Regions from separate parts of the Homo sapiens genome. Here region 2 is linked to region 1. The links are chromatin loops, found by intact Hi-C in ENCODE. Cell type or tissue: B cell. All regions are shown on one strand.

What was found. A loop is a pair of places that touch in the nucleus more often than their neighbours do. Peaks named below come from ENCODE experiments on the same cell type or tissue, not always from the same donor. Only the 100,000 strongest peaks of a DNase experiment are listed, where the experiment ranks them.
Region 2: a loop joins it to region 1, with 16 times the contacts of the local background. A loop is called at or near these places in 2 of 110 quality-filtered maps.

The regions. Positions count from the first base shown.
Region 1 is chr10:119,855,106-119,863,105 of GRCh38, reverse strand. It overlaps MCMBP (minichromosome maintenance complex binding protein), which reads left to right. Exons shown (of 16, transcript NM_001256378.2): 2 at 3,222-3,307; 3 at 3,925-4,065; 4 at 4,181-4,222; 5 at 5,667-5,768. Among named protein-coding and RNA genes, the nearest start is that of MCMBP, 14 kb to the left of the region's middle. RefSeq lists an enhancer at 5,145-5,314. In B cell, CTCF peaks have their summits at 3,298 and 3,503 (motif pointing right); a DNase peak (open chromatin) is centred at 3,515; H3K27ac peaks cover 845 bases.
Region 2 is chr10:119,440,548-119,448,547 of GRCh38, reverse strand. It overlaps GRK5 (G protein-coupled receptor kinase 5), which reads right to left. Exons shown (of 16, transcript NM_005308.3): 11 at 6,460-6,549; 12 at 4,796-5,004; 13 at 288-425. Among named protein-coding and RNA genes, the nearest start is that of MIR4681, 67 kb to the right of the region's middle. RefSeq lists an enhancer at 3,679-4,469. In B cell, CTCF peaks have their summits at 2,801 (motif pointing left) and 3,003 (motif pointing right); DNase peaks (open chromatin) are centred at 3,027 and 6,056.

The DNA.
Region 1 (8,000 bases):
AAAGACAAGCTATACACTGGGAGAATATATTTGAAAATCCGGTATCAGAAAAAGAACTTGAATCCAGAATATATAAGAAAACACAGCAGTAATTTAAAAACTCAATTTTAAAAGGGGCAAAAGATTTAAGTAGGCTTAAATAGACATTTCACCAGATAGGATACAAGGATGGCAAATATCCCCCTGAGAAGAGTTCAGCATTGTTAGCCATTAGGGAAATGCAAATTTAAGCCATGATATTGCATATTAGAACAGCTAAAATTTAAAAATACATAGTGATAGTACTAAGTACTGGCAAGGATGGGAACAGCTGGATCTCTTAGCAAAATGGTGCAGCCACTCTGGAAGACAGGTAGAATCTTAATCATACATTTACCATGTACTCAACTGTGTCATATCTAGATACTCATTCTAGAGAAATGAAAGCTCATGTTCACATGAAAACCTGCAGACACGTGTTTTATAGTTTTGTTTATAGTTGTCAAACCTGAAGACAATCTAAATGTCCTTCAGCAAGCAAATACATAAACAAATTGGTTGTTATTCAGAGGAATAATAGGAATAAAAAGAAATGAAGTATTGATATACAAATGTGTTGGGGAGTCCTATAACCACCCATATGCTTGAAGATTTACTAGGACTTATATGATTCACTGTATAGTTGTACTCCTCCTAAGATTTATTGCAGCAATATGGTAAGGATACATAGTTGGATCCTAAGGACACACATGGAGTCTGGAGGAATCCAGTGTCTTGATAATTTTTTCTTTTTGCGTGGTGGAGGAGGTGGTGTGGGGGGGGACGAAGATTCACTCTAGTCGCCCAGGCTGGAGTGCAATGGGGCAATCTTGGCCCACTGCAACCTCCACCTCCCAGGTTCAAGCGATTCTCCTGCCTCAGCCTCCCAAGTAGCTGGGATTACAGGCGCACACCATCACGCCTAGCTAATTTTTGTATTTTTAGTAGAAAAGGGGTTTCATCATATTGACCAGACTTGTCTCGAACTCCTGACCTCAGGTGATCCGCCTGCCTTGGCCTCCCAAAGTGCTGGAATTACAGGTGTGAGCCACCGCACCCAGCCAAGAGGATTTTTTCATTTTAAGTGCAGAGGCAGGAGGATCGATCACTTGAGCCCAGGAGTTCCAGACCAACCTGGACAACATAGGGAGACCTCCATCTCTACAAAAAGATTTAAAAATTAGCCAGGCGTGGTGGCCCGTGCCTGTGGTCCCAGCTACGCAGGAGACTGAGGCCAGAGGATCACTTGAGCCCAGGAAATTAAGGTTGCAGTGAGCCAGGATCACACCACTGTACTCCATCCTGGGTGACAAAGCAACACAACACCCTGCCTGAAAAAAGAAAATTGCATTTATATACATTCAAGTAACTTAGAAATAACTTGCTGCTCCCCAGTCACTGCTTGATGTAGCTTTACTATTTGTTATGTGGTATTCTCACGTCTTTTACACAATTGCAGGCAGAATAGTTGGTGTGGCAGTCGTGGCTGTGTAATAGTCTTTTCTTTAAACATCCATTTTGAATACAAGCGAAAATACCCACTTATCTTTTACCCAATTCACTGTATCTAGTAGAGCAGCGATTCTTAAACTTCAATGTGCATTATAGTCAGTCACATAGAGGGCTTTTTAAAATATGAATTGCTAGGCCCCACCCCTAAGAGTTTCTGATTCTGTGGTTCGGGGTTGGGCTGAATAATTTGCATTTCTAACAAGTACTCAGATGATGCTAATGATGCTGGTCAGGGAACCAACTTTGAGGACTAGTTTGTTAGTGGATTTAACGCCTACACATTAGTATCACCTGAGGAGTCCCCCATCCCTACTTCTTTTTCACAACTGGCCCTTGTCCAGTTAAGTAAACGTGTTTGGAAGTCCTGCTCAAACATGGTGTTAGGATTTTATGGTCCTTTTCAACAGATGCAGCTCCATAACAAGTGTAGACTTTTTATTTTTTACTCCAAATCTTCATAACACTTGTGTGATGAATATAAACAGCAGGATTGGCCAGCTGTGTGGTTTGGTGGTTTTAGTTCACATAAATCTGTATTCCGTCAATAGCTCACTTTTTGGTCTTGGCCAGTTCCCATAAGTGCCTGCTGTAGATGGCTTGTTAATTGTAAGGAGTAAATAGTAACTACACAGTAGAGTAATTGGCTGTCACTTTGGGTGATCAAAATTAACATCACCAATGAAGGGAAGATGGACATCATGTCTTTTCAGACATCTGGAAGGATAAACATCACTTATACAGTAGTTTGACAACATTGTTTAAACAGCAGTTCGGTTATACTTGATTGGAATCTGATCATAAGGGAACCAACAGATCCAGATTGAGAAGCATTCAATTTTTAAAAAAGGACCTTATTCTTCTTAAATAGCAATGTCATGAAATATAAAGTTTGCAGAACTATTCCATATGAAAGGAGATTAAAGAGATCTGATAGCTAAATGCAAAAGTGATCCTAAGCTGGGTCCTGTAACTGAACGGAAAAAAGTGCTATAGAGGGGATAGTATTGGGTCATATGATAAATAGGAATATAGATGGTAGATTAAATAAAAAGTATTGTGCCAATTTTGAATTTCCTGAGGTTGATAACAGTACTATGGTTAGTACTGTTCCTTAGGAGACACGCTGAAATATTTGTAGGCAAAAATACCTGATACTGCAACTTAAATGAGTCAGAAAAAATATGAGATGGAGCAAATGGGGCAAAGCATACAGGTGTTCTTTCCAACTTTTTTGAATCTGGAATTATTCCCAAATGAAGTTATAAACAAAAAAACTTAGGCTCTTTATTTCAGGATAGTTGTAAAGATAAAAAAACTACATAAAAATGTATTGAAAGAACAGAATGCTTTACAAGCAGTGCTTCATATGCTGCTGAATCTAGGTGGCCTTGTAGCACATTCTGTAGGTGTCCCCAGCTACACTGTGGGTGCTAGAGAGCCTGCAGGAGGTCAGCATCCTCCTGATTTGTAACTGCCCCTTCCCCTGCTCAGTACAGCTTCTTGAATGTGTCTTGTGCAGTACTTCAGACACACTGAAGCATAAAATACACCCTATCTAAAAATTCATTCTATCATAGTAGCTAATTTTAGTTTGTTTTTTGCTGACTAAACTATTGTGTGACTCACCTGATCATAGTCTTTTATTATATATTGCATGTACATTAGCTTTGAAAAGTATATTTCTCTTTCAGCCCAAAATGGAGTTAATCCTGACTGGGAGAAGAAAGTAATTGAGTATTTTAAGGAAAAGCTGAAGGAAAATAATGCTCCTAAGTGGGTAAGCTTATTGCTATTTTCGAGGGAGAGGGTTGGACAGACTATACAGTTTCTCTTAGTAGAGTAACTAAGTAACCCACATGTAATTTAAAAATATGTAAATTAATGTACTTCTGCTTCAAGTACATTTGTATTAAAAGATTTTGGTCTTTTGCTAATTAAGTTTAAGCATGTAAATACTTATACATTATGCCTCTAGGTGGCAGTAACTGACTGTTACTTCCTGAGACAAATCTTTAGTTGCAAGAGTGTCAGTTACCTTTGTTTTATTACCTTCATTTTAAAAGAATTGGCATGTGCTAGTTTTAAGAGAAGAGCTCAACAAAGTAAATGCCTTTTTGATCATTGAAAAGTGTTCTGAATGAAAAGCATTTTTTAGCATTCTTTTACATTGTGGTCAAATGTTATCTAAAACTTGAAAGAAATGGAAGAGAACTTGGGTTCCAGCAATTATATTGACCATTGAGATCATTTGGCTCTCTGATGTGGCATGGGTGTGTGTGTGTGTGTGTGTGTGTGTGTGTAACAGTTTGAGTCTGGATATAAAGTTTGTGTATATATGCTTAATGTTGTATAGACAGGATATTTAGTTGACTGACTTGATTATTTTCCTTTAAGGTACCATCACTGAACGAAGTTCCCCTTCATTATTTGAAACCTAATAGTTTTGTGAAATTTCGTTGCATGATTCAGGATATGTTTGACCCTGAGTTTTACATGGGAGTTTATGAAACGGTTAACCAAAACACAAAAGCACATGTAAGTATTGCTGTTTTCATGAATTTGTGGTATTAATTTTGTCCTTTTACTGTTGGTGGTAGTTTTGGTTCAGATATATTGATATAATTCTGTTTTTCTATGTTTGGGGTCATAGGTTCTTCATTTTGGAAAATATAGAGATGTAGCAGAGTGTGGGGTATGTATCTTTAATATATATGAAACATTTTTAGTAAGAATTTTTTCCTAAACAGAGAATTTGTTTAGCTAATCTTAAATTTATTTATCTTGTGTATAAGTTACAAGAAATCATGTGAAATGTTTTCCTTATTTGGTTTTATTTAGGAGTTTGATGTGACTTTTTTTTAATCCTCTAAAGATCTTTTGAAGGGGAAATACTGTTAATGCCAAAATTAATTCCTCTCTCCAATATCTGTATATAATATATGTAAAACAAAGAACCCTAGGTTGCAAAATTAAATCCTTTTTAATTCCTTCAAAGACAAAGCCAATGGTAATCTCACTGTTTCTTTCATAGAAAGCTGTCAGAATCAGCCTATAATACAGAAATTTAATGAAATATTCATTCCTAGGTAGCTCGGAGATGAGATTCAAAAGTCATATATTATTCCCTAGGAAAGGCATGTTCTCTTTCAGATATACTTAGAAAACTCTAAGAAGTGGAAAGGACCCAGGAGACATCAAATTTGAGCCTAATACATACAAGCAAGGATTTTTTTGTTTGCCTTTCTTTCTAGGCCTAAGGTACCTTTCTCCTAGAATGAGTCTTTTATTTATGACTCTTGAGCAACATGTGTACCAACTCTCTGTTAGCCTTTGGTAGTGTCACACATGGACAGCCTCATCTATTTTATTGACCCATTTCCAGATGCTGGGATTACCGAGTTACATTAATACACAGCTTTTTATGGTATACAGTAATGTAATATATTAGCCTAATGTGTTAGGACTCCTTAAACAAGGGATACTGTAATCATTAATACAGTTGATCCATTAGGCTTGGCACAGTGTTTATTTTATGGAAACACTCTAAAAGAAAAACAGACCTGAAGTTCATCATGTGTAAGGTTACACAAATCTATCTTTCAAATGAGTTCATTACTCTAAATAATTGTCAGAAGTTACATTTTTGTTTAATATAATCTTTGCAGTAACCTTCCAAATTAGGGCAATTTTTCTGTCCAGATCTGCCTACTGAACTAGAATATTTAATGAGCAACAACTTCTGTTGTGAATTAACGGACTGATATTGGGGTTTGATAAATCAGTTTCCTAAGGTTTGGATAAGCCAAGAGTTAGACTCTAAGAATATAAAAAGGCCTAGATAACATCATAAAAGTAAGGTTCTAGATCCACAAAGCAGAGAACTAGACCCAGATTATAAGTCACTCCAGAGGTCCCATTTTTCTGGATTTGAGGGAGGAAGTGTTTGATGACAGTATTTGAAGTGATTTTATATCCATTTTCTTTTAAAAAGTAATAGTTTGGAATTAGTTACTTGTTAATTAATCTGTAAAATATTTGCTGTGGTGTTATAATGTGAAAATGTGGTTGCTAATTTTAAAATAAATTTTGGGTTTTTTAAAGTAAATTTTTAAAAACACTTTTTATGTATATCACAGCCTCAACAAGAACTTGATTTAAACTCTCCACGAAATACCACTTTGGAAAGACAGACTTTCTATTGTGTTCCGGTGCCTGGGGAATCTACGTGGGTAAAAGAAATATCCTTTATCTGAACTTTCTTACTGTGTTGATGGTTTCTAAAAACTTAGCCTTTAATTATTCTTCCTTTGCAAAGCTTGGCTTTATTTTAATAAAGTGTGTTTCATTTGTTCTAATTGAGAAAACCCATAAAACGGGCTAAGTATTTGTCACTGAGTAATGCTAAAATAACAGTACATTCCTATAGTGAAATACTGTTAAAATGATTGAAGTAATTTTTTTTTTTTTTTTTTTTTTTTGAGATAGGGACTCACTGTCACCCAGGCTGGAGTGCAGTGGCACAAACATGGCTCATTGCTGCTTCAACCTCCTGGGCTCAAGCAGTCCTCTTGCCTCAGCCTCCCAAGTAGCTGGGACCACAAGCGTGTGCCACCATCCCTGGCGAATTTTTTGATTTCTTGTAGGAACAGGGTTCACTTTGTTGCCCAAGCTGGTCTTGAACTCCTGGGCTCAAGTGATCCTCTCACCTCAGCCTACCAGAGTGCATGCTCCGCCTAAGGCACATTTAAAGGTACTGAAAAAATATGATAATTAAAGTAAAAAAATAGTTTCAAATTGGAATTCATTCTAATTAAGGGAAGACAACGTGTTGGCTCTTTTGAGAGGGGATTGTAGAAACATTTCCTTTTTATTTACGATAGTAATTTTTTAAGGCATGGCCCACCTACACTGAAATGCACAGATTTTAAGGTAATGCACAGTGATTTGGATAAACACATACACCTATATAATTTATACCCCAAAGTAAAGAACTTGTGCCTAAAAATTCCTTTCTGCCTTTTTCTAGTCACTACCTCCTCCCCTGCAAGCACAATCCTGAATTCTTGACTATGGCTTGGTCTTGTCTGTTGAATGACATCTAAATGGACTCATATAATATATAGTCTTTGTGTCTGACATCTTGTGTTTAACATCATGCATTTGAGTCATGTGTGTATCAGTAGTTCTTCATTTCTTTCTTGTTTTCTTTTGCTAAGTATTATTTGTTTATACAGTCTCCAATTGAGCATTTAGGTTATTTACGGTTTTAAGCTGGGCATTTTCTTTGTGAGAACATTTTAAACTACCAATTCAGTTCTTTTTGTTTGTTTTTTGTTTGTTTGTTTTTGTTTTCTTGAGATGGAGTCTTGCTCTGCTGCTAGTCTGAAGTGCAGTAGCGTGATCTTGGCTCACTGCAACCTCCATCTCCTGGGTTCAAGTGATTCTCCTGCCTCAGCCTCCCGAGTAGCTGGGACTACAGGCACACGCCACCATGCCCGCCAGTTTTTGTATTTTTAGTAGAGACGGGGTTTCACCATGCTGGCCAGGATGGTCTCGATCTCTTGACTTCGTGATCTGCCTGCCTCGGCCTCTCAAAGTGCTGGGATTACAGGAGTGACTAATTCAGTTTTTTAACAGATATTTTGAGTCAGTTGTGATAAATTGTATCTTTCAAGGACTGTTTTGAAGTCATTTAAACCCAGTTGTTGAATTTATTGACATAAAACTTGTCAGAGTATTTTCTTTTTAATGTCTGTGGGATATCTAGCATTGATCTCTTTCATTCCCAATAATGTTAGTCTATTTTTCACTTCAATTTTCTGTTTTCTGCTTCATCCATTTCTGCTTTATTTTGTTCTTTTTGGTTTGGTTTTAATTGGTCTTTTTCTAGCCTTTTTTTTTTAGACGGGGTCTTGCTGGCTCTGTCACCCAAGCTGGAGTGCAGTGGCACAATCTCGGCTCACTGCAACCTCAGCCTGCCAGGTTCAAGCAGTTCTCTGCCTCAGCCTCCCAAGTAGCTGGGATTGCAGGTGCCTGCCACCATGCCCGGCTAATTGTTTTGTATTTTTGATAGAGACGGGGTTTTACCATGTTGGCCAGGCTGGTCTTGAACTCCTGACCTCGTGATCCACCTGCCTCAACCTCCCAAAGTGCCGGGATTACAGGCGTGAGCCACCGCGCCTGGCCCTTTTTCTAGCTTTTTAAAGTAGATGCTCAGATTATTGATTTCAAATTTTTCTTATTTTCTAATGTTAGCAACTAAAGCTATAAATTTCTCCCCAGTCACTGCTTTGGTTGCATCCCACAAGTTTTCATTTGTTAGGTTTTTACTGTCATTTAATTCAAAATATTTTCTAATTTCCCTTGTGATTTCTTCTTTGATCCTTCGCCCTTGCAACAATCTGCTTCTGTGTAGTCTCATTCTTCGTGCTATTTTTGTCATAGATTTCACTCATCCTTAGATTATACAG
Region 2 (8,000 bases), 410 kb after region 1:
AGGGAGGAAACTGACGCTTAGAAGGAATCTGTCCAGGACCCCCAGACCTGGGAAAGTGCCCAAGTCTCTGGACAGCCAATGTGGGCTCCCTGGCCCACGCCTCTTCTGCACTGCCTGGCGTGAAGTTCATCTGCAGCTTAGGTGAGGAGTGGCCGGGAGGGGACCCTGGTCCCCACAAAGACACGATGTGCCCCACACTCTGCACCAGCTCACTGTGAGGCAGCACTCGGGGGCAGCCCTGGGTACCCTGTGAAGGGAGCTGCTGGGGGCTGGGGGAGGCTACTCACGTCTGGAACGAAGGGAGGGTCCAACATCCCGGCTTCTAAGCGCTTGAAGTTCATGTTCCTGAAGAAGGGGTGTCTCTTGACCTCTGCAGCCCCCTCCTCCTGGCAGCCCAGCCTCTGCTTCGCATCTTTCGTGAGCAGCTGAAACAGAGAGCCCCATGAAGCCACGTCCCCTGGGCCTCTCCTCCTGTCCGGACCTCCTGCCTCCACAGTGTCTGCACCATGCCTAGGAACCCAAGACACGCTGCCCCACCCTGCAAAGGTCTTGCTTCAGGGCTGCCTCTGAGTCTTGGCGTGCATCTGTGCTCACACACTCACAGCCTGGCTAGATGCCTGATGGGACAGGAGAGCAGGAATCTTGTTTCTCTCAGGATTACAGACCTCGTTCCTGGGTTATGGTGGGCACTCATTAATGGGTGTCGAGTCACTGTCACCTCTTCTGTGTAGGGTAAGCAACAAAAGGCAAGGACTGCATCAATAGCTCTGTCTCGTGCACATACTCAGCTAATTTGCAGAGTTGTACCTCCTGGGTGCAAGCCCCTTCCTGACAGAGAAGGCACCACCGAGGCACTTGGCCTCTAGGAGTGCTCAGACTCATGGGGGGCTAATCATGCTCAGAGGACGCATCAAGGTGATACAGATCGGGCACCCCGGGGGCAGGGGGCATGACTGGCTGCCAGCTGGAGGTCAGGGAGCTGCACGGGGAAGAGGTATTTAAGTTGAGTCTTGCAGGACAAATAGGCTTTCAAGGTGTGGGTAGGGGGAGGGGTATACAGGTAGAGGGAACTGCACCAGCAAAGCAGAGTGGCAGGACGTGCAGGGTGAGTCTGGGGAACACCCAAAACACGTTTGACTTAGAAAGCGGGAGGAGGGTGCAGAGATGGGTCAAGGGGAGGGGGCTGGTCAGGGAGAGATGATAGAGGATCCTGAAGGCCAGGTCAGGTGGCGGGATTTTCATCTGGAGGTAGAAGGAGCCAGGGATGGTTGAGGTAGGAGAGTGTCTTCATCAGAACCACGAGGCAGGAAGGTTACTAGGAGAGGAAGAGTCTTTGGGAGCAGACACCCAGGTGAGACGGGATGAGGCTATGAATGAGGCCAGAGGGCTAGACCTGCGCAGGGGGCCTTGACTAGCCATGGCCAGCCACACGACCACAGGGCCCCGGCCCCTGACCTGCACTCCCAGTGCCCCAGCCTCGTGATTCTCTCTTCTCCTCTGCCTTACTGAGCGCTGCAGCTGTACGCAGTTGGTGTCTACTAAGTGTCTGCTTTGAGGCTAAAATCCAGAGGAGCAGACTGCTTGGGGTAGGGGCCCAGCCTTGTCTTTTCCCAATGCCCTGTGCGCTTTGCTCATATTCATCCCATGTACACTTCCTGCTGGTCCTTGTGGGGCAGGCACTGCACCGGCTGGGGACGCCGGGGAGAGTGAGCAGCCAGACTGGCCTCTTGGGGCTCAGGGTCTGGAGGGGGCTGCCCCCCAAACAAAGGAATCGAAGGTGGCATCAGGGCCAGCACCAGGTTCCACCCTTGAAAGGACAAAGCAGAGCACTCAGTCGCTCAGTGTTGCCCCTTAACGCCCCCACGGACCACCAGGCTGGCGGCTCAGGGTCTGGCACTCATGCCTCTGCTTCTCTCTCTGGGGGCTTCACTGTTCAACAAAGGCTCAAGGCACTGGGTTGGGCTGGGCCCAGGTGCTGCACTGTTCTAAGCAGTCCCTCAGAGGCAAGTCTCCTTCTGCAGGGGCTGCAGCAGCTGGCCAGGAAGGTGGCACAAACGAGGATGAGAAAGGCGAGGGGTGGGCTGGGTGGGCCGGGCCGGGCTATGTGTCAGCTCCTGCCAGGTGGGACGGCAGCCAGGGCCTGGGGCTTCTGCTTTTCAAGAGAAGCCAGAAAATCCAGGTTATTACATGAAATCTCCTCATTTCTAAATCTTGGCAATGAACCTACCATTTACTTCTTTTGAAAAACCGTGTGCAGGTTGAACACCCGCCTATATGCTGCCATTTGAAACCCTGGCATCCAGTCAACAGTTTGCAGCCACATCGTCAGGTAAAGAGTTTGCAATCATGCTATCAGGTGGACACCAGGAGAAGTGAGAGGAAGAGAAGGTGTGAGCTGGGATGGGTGGGGCAGGCAGAGCGGGCTTCCTGGAGGAGGGGTACAGATGGGCTGGAAGGACAAGTGAGACCAAGACGGCTGAAAGGCAAGAGGGAGCTGGAGGGGGGCTAAGGCCCAGTGCTGGGACTGAGCAGGGGTTTGGGGAAGATGGAGGCTGAGGTCTGGGCCCATGGACTGGGCTCAGGAGACAAAGTGGTGAGATGTGTGAATTTCTGGGCTCCAGAGGAGGGGGAGTGGGTTCTGCGGCTGCTAAGGTAGAATGGGGGACAGACCTGGGGGCCAGAGACTGGCTTCCTCACTGATTGTGGAGGGACCCTCTTAGGCAGGCAGGGCTGGAGCCACCAGAGCCTAGAAATAGCCCTGTGAACCCAGGACCTGCGAGGTCTCCTGGCAAGTCAGGCTCTGCAGTGTCCTGAGCTGCCACCAGCTGGAGGGGACAAGGTAGGCCTAGATGCCGGAGATGCTGCAGTCAAGGGCGTGAAGGAGGCCTAAGACTAGACTCCCAAGACCAAAGATCATTTGTAAGGGAAGCCGCAGCAAGGCCAGAGGCTTCCAGAGGACAGTGGTTTTGTACCCACGGGACAGGTCCTCCGGGAGCAGCAGGCTTTCTCTCAGTGTCCACCAGGGGGCAGCAGAGGGACAGCAGCACCCTGGTCCAGGCTGCAGCAGGAGATCCCAGCTCCAAAGCCAGGGGCCAAGGTGGGTGTCTGGGGTCTGGGGGTGGGACTGGGGCCCTCTCCGCCTCGTCATCCTCTTAGTACGTCCCATATCCCTGCTGAGATCTCTCAAGACCTGCTTCTCTGATTGCCTGGCCCTGACCTGGGACATTTGGTGATGCTCTGCCCACGGCTGTCTGACCCCTTCTTCTTTCCCTTGTCTCGTTTTGTCGCACCTGACAGATATCTCCCAATGAGACAGCCAAGTATGGCTCACACCCACATTTCCATTTACCCGACCAGTGCTGCACTGCTCCTCCGGTCCCCCCACCCTAGCCCTGGCTGCGATGACCATGTGGCTTTCTCTGAGGCCCCAGCTGCATGGCGGGCCAACAGCTGTGGGGTTAGAGTGTGGGTCTGCTGTACACACAGGACTTCTTCCCACAGCTCTGTGATGTGAGGATGAGGTTGGTGACAGGAAGGGGCCAAGCAGAGGTGTCTGGCTGCAGGAGAGGGGCCTCTGGGGTGAGGAGCCGAGCCAGACCCTCCTGGGGCCGCTTGCGGCGCAGATCTCAGGTCTTCCTGAGCAGAAGCATTGCGACTTTTAATCAACTCCCAGGACTGCTGCTTCCTAAACTCCGGGAGTTGCCTGGGTTGTCAATGCACACGCTGAATCTGCCCCAAAAGTGCCTGCAGATGTAGAGGGGTGGGAAGTGTGGCTCCCCCCTCCCAGGCTCGGTTTGCCCATCTGTGGCTCCGGGTACATGGGATACGGGGTACATCTGTGGCTCCAGGGAGAGGAGAGGAAGTCTGTGGGCTGGCAATTGTGGAGCTGGGTGCTCCGGCCCCTCCTGTCCCTATGAGGCTGGCATTAGAGGGCAGCTGCTTGCAGTGGGGGTGCCAGCACAGCTGTGCTGGGGACCATAAGGAGGAGGGCCCCAAGGGGGCATGGGCTGGACTTGGGGGCTGAGAGCCAGGCAGCAGCAGGAAGTGGCCATCTCCCCACAAAGCCAGCCACTAGTCCTGGTTCCCAGGGAAGGGCCTGAGGGCCGGCATGGGGCGGCCCAGTGGCAGGGGTGCACGGGCGGACTCCACTCCCATATCCCCCACTTCCAATGGCTCCTGTCACTCCTTATCTGGCTTCCAGTCCCCCCATCTGGCCCCACCCACCCAGCTTTTGGGTGGGTCTGACCTCACTATCCCTAGACCCTGTCATGCAGGAGCCAGGCTGGCGTGACCAGCAGTCCATCTAGTGGTGGAAAACTTTGTTATAAGATGTTCAAAGACTGAAATCGTCGCCCCCACCCCCTGTAGCCCTTCGTCTTAAACCAACACCTTAGGATCCAGAGGTGGAGGGAGCAGGAGGCCCACGGGCAGGGGCCGGGGCTTGGCCCAAGGTTGCTTTGTGTCTGGGGCACCAGCTCAGACCATCTCTTCTCCGCCCTGTGTGGACCCCCCCACAGGCTGGATGTGAGGGTGTTCCACACTGTTCCCCTCACCCCTCTTCCCTTGGTTCCTGGGTGTCCCTGCCCCACCCAGGCTTTCTCCTGGAAGTCTCCGCTGACCACCCCAGTCCACAGCAAGGAGTGCCCTCAACTCTAGCTTGGTGGGCTGCAACCCCCACCCCCATGCTCAGACCCCTGTCCCTTCAGCCTGTTTGCTGTTCTGGGGACAGACTGGGGCCAGGCCCAGGGAGGGGAGCCACCAGCTTGAGGGTGGCATCTGGCCACCAGGAGCTCACCATCTTGCAGATGGACTTGGCCTCCTCGGAGAACTTGTGGGAGTACACCTCCTCCGTCTCCAGGACCCGGCGGTCCACCTCCTCCCGCTTCACCTTCTCCTTGCGGCCGCGGAACGGCGACTGGCCCTCGATCATCTCATAGATGAGGCAGCCAAGGCCCCAGTAGTCGGGGCTCAGGCCGTACCTCTGGTTGTTCAGGACCTCTGGAGCTGGGGGCAGAGGAGAGGAGAGAGGAGTGAGGAGGAGGGAGACAGCTGGTGGCGCTGCTCACAGAAGGCCTGGAGTTTCATGGCCGCCACCAACTCTTACCCCACCAACTGCTGTGAATACCACCCCCTCCAGGGAGCTTGCCCTGATGACTCTCCTCTGTGCCCCCGAAGGACTTTGACTGTAGCTTTAGAACTCTGACCACCGTGGATGGAGGTGTCCTGCACTCTTGATGTCCCCTCGCCTAGAACATGAGCTACTTTATTCACTACCGTAACAATATGACACCTGGCACAGAACAGGTGCTATCAGTATATTTGTTTCAATGAATAAAGGTGTATCTACCCAAATTAAAGATGATCTTAAATTTATCTGTAATTCAAACAATCTCTTGCTATGTCTTCTGTACCACTTTGATAAACCGAATTACAGATTTACCATAGAAATACAGAAAAGATAGTTCTGCAGCATCAGCACGTATGTCTGGAGGGAAATGCATCCACACATGTGCTGGTTTGCACACAAGAGCCGGGGCAGACAGATGCATGGAACACTCTGCAAAAGGAGACCCAGGCAAATGCACACACAGGTAGGCAGATCTATCATCCACCCATCCATCATCCATCATCCATCCAACCATCCATCCACCCGCCCACCCGCCTACCTATCAATCATCGATCAGCATTCATGTGGGCACACACACACTCACATACACACAGACACACACTCCACAGGTTGCCAAATGTCATGCAATCTGAAAAGGACCCTCTAGCACCAGAGACAAGGCACACCTCCTGTGCAGCTGCTGTCAGTACCAGCCTGACTAGAGGGCGGCAGCGTGCCTGCTCCCCGGGCACGCGCCTCTCAGGGGAAGGAGGGTAGGTGTGTGAAATGCACAGGAGGAAGCCCAGGGCGTGCCCCCAATTGGACGGGGGATTCTAGGGCACAGGACTTAACTCTGGGTCTCTTCCCTGCAACCCCCAGGACGCTGGTCTCAGAGCAGACTGAGGAAAGGTGGCAGGAGCCCAAGGCTGCTCTCTACTGGAATCATGCTTGGTGACACAGCAGCTGTGCGCGCCTCTCATTTGCGGGCTCTTGTGAATTACCTCCTTCCTCTCAAAGGCCTCTCCTCCCAGACCCCTGCTTCAATGTGGCCTCCCCTAGCAGCGCTGTATGCCAGGCCCCGACCCCTAAGAGTGGCTTGGCTTTGGACACAGGTGGGGCTGGGGGCCTGGGAGTGCAGAGAGCTCAGAGCAGTCATCACATCTGGGGCCCCTGTGCTCCCCCTCCCCCTGGCTAAGGCCGCCCCCCAGCAGCCCTGCAGAGACTGTGACTCTGTGTGTGATCAGCAGTGCATGAAGAGGCGAGAGGCTCTGCGGGCAGGCTCTGGGGGCTCGGCCGGCGGTGAGCAGGTGGTGGGTCTCAAGGTGCATTGACACAGGCAGCCCAGCACTCACCCATGTAGCCAACAGTGCCCACCCGGCCGCGGATCAGGTCTCCCTCGGGGATCTTCACAGCCAAGCCCAGGTCTGAGATCCTAATGTGGCCTGAGGGGGACAGCAGGGTCAGTGGGTCCCTGGGACAGCCGCATGGGCACCCGGCCTTGCTGTGTGCCCTTGGGCAAGGCATACGAGCTCTCGGCATTCTCATCTGTCCAAGGACAACAGGGACCCCAATCTGCCATCTCAGAGTGACCACAAGAGCCTTGGGAGAGTGCAGGTGTGGGAGGACACAGGAAAATGCCCACTCTTCAGGAGTGGAACATAAAGATGCAATAGGATGCCTGGACCCGGCTGGACGTTGACCGACCTGCCTAGTCAAAGGCTGAATGGGCTTCCTGGAACGCTGAGGTCAGAGAATCTTGGCTTGGTTCTGGGATTACTTCATGGGAAAAATGTGAGGTTCTTCTGGCATTATGCAACAATTTGCTTAAGGGGAAAAAATTATAAAACGATTTGGGAAGCAGCTCCCCGGCCTGCCTTGTTGGTCTCTGGAGATTGGTTGTTTTTCACTTTAGAGAAACGAGAAGGGAAAACATCTGGTCTGACCTGGCAGAGCCTGGAGATGAATCCCAGCTCACAGCCCAGGACTGAGCCCCCAGAGCGGGAGACGCTGAGCTGAGGCTCCACTTTGGTCTTTGTCCCTCCCACAGCCCACCTGGGCAGGGTCGCGGCCACAACTTACCCCACAGGAAGGAACACGTCCCCTTCCCTTCCCTGCCTATGGACACCAGGGCCCCACCCCCATCCCTCCAGCCTAGATGTCAGCAAGGGCCAGTGTCGAGACCCCGCCAGGCTGGAGCCGTGTGGACTCCCTGGCTCGGTGGGGGCTGACAGTCAGGATAGCAGAGGAGCAGCGTGGGCTTGGTTCTTAGACCAAGGGAGGCACCGGGCACATCCAGAGAGGGGCGGCAGGCCTGGGCCCTCCGACCGCCCCTCCACAGGGCAGTATCCCATGCAGACCTCTCTTCAGGTCATCAGCGACCCGGTTTCTCCCCTCCCTCTACTGGGGGCTGCCAGGTTCTGGGGCCTGGTGGGAGGAGACCCAGTTTCTGCCCTCAGCTCCCCACTGATGCTGCTGGGTGACTTTGGCAGGATGGCTCCCCTGAGGCTCAGTTTTGTCATCTGTTAAATGGGCACAGAGATGCTGCCTTGCCCTTCTCTGTGCAGGTGGGAAGATCTAGTCAGATCAAAGGTGTGGAAACCGGTGGCTCATGCCTGTAATCCCAGCACATAGGGAGGCCAAGGAGGGCAGATCACTTGAGGTCAGGAGTCTGAGACCAGCCTGGTCAACATGGCAAAACCCCATTTCTACCAAAGATACAAAAATTAGCCGGGCGTGGTGGCACGTGCCTGTAATCTCAGCTACTTGGGAGGCTGAGGCAGCAGAATCACTTGAACTTGGGAGGTAGAGGTTGCACTGAGTTGAGATTGCACCACTGCACTCCAGCCTGGGCAACAAGAGTAAAACTACATCTCAAAAAAAAAAAAAAATACAA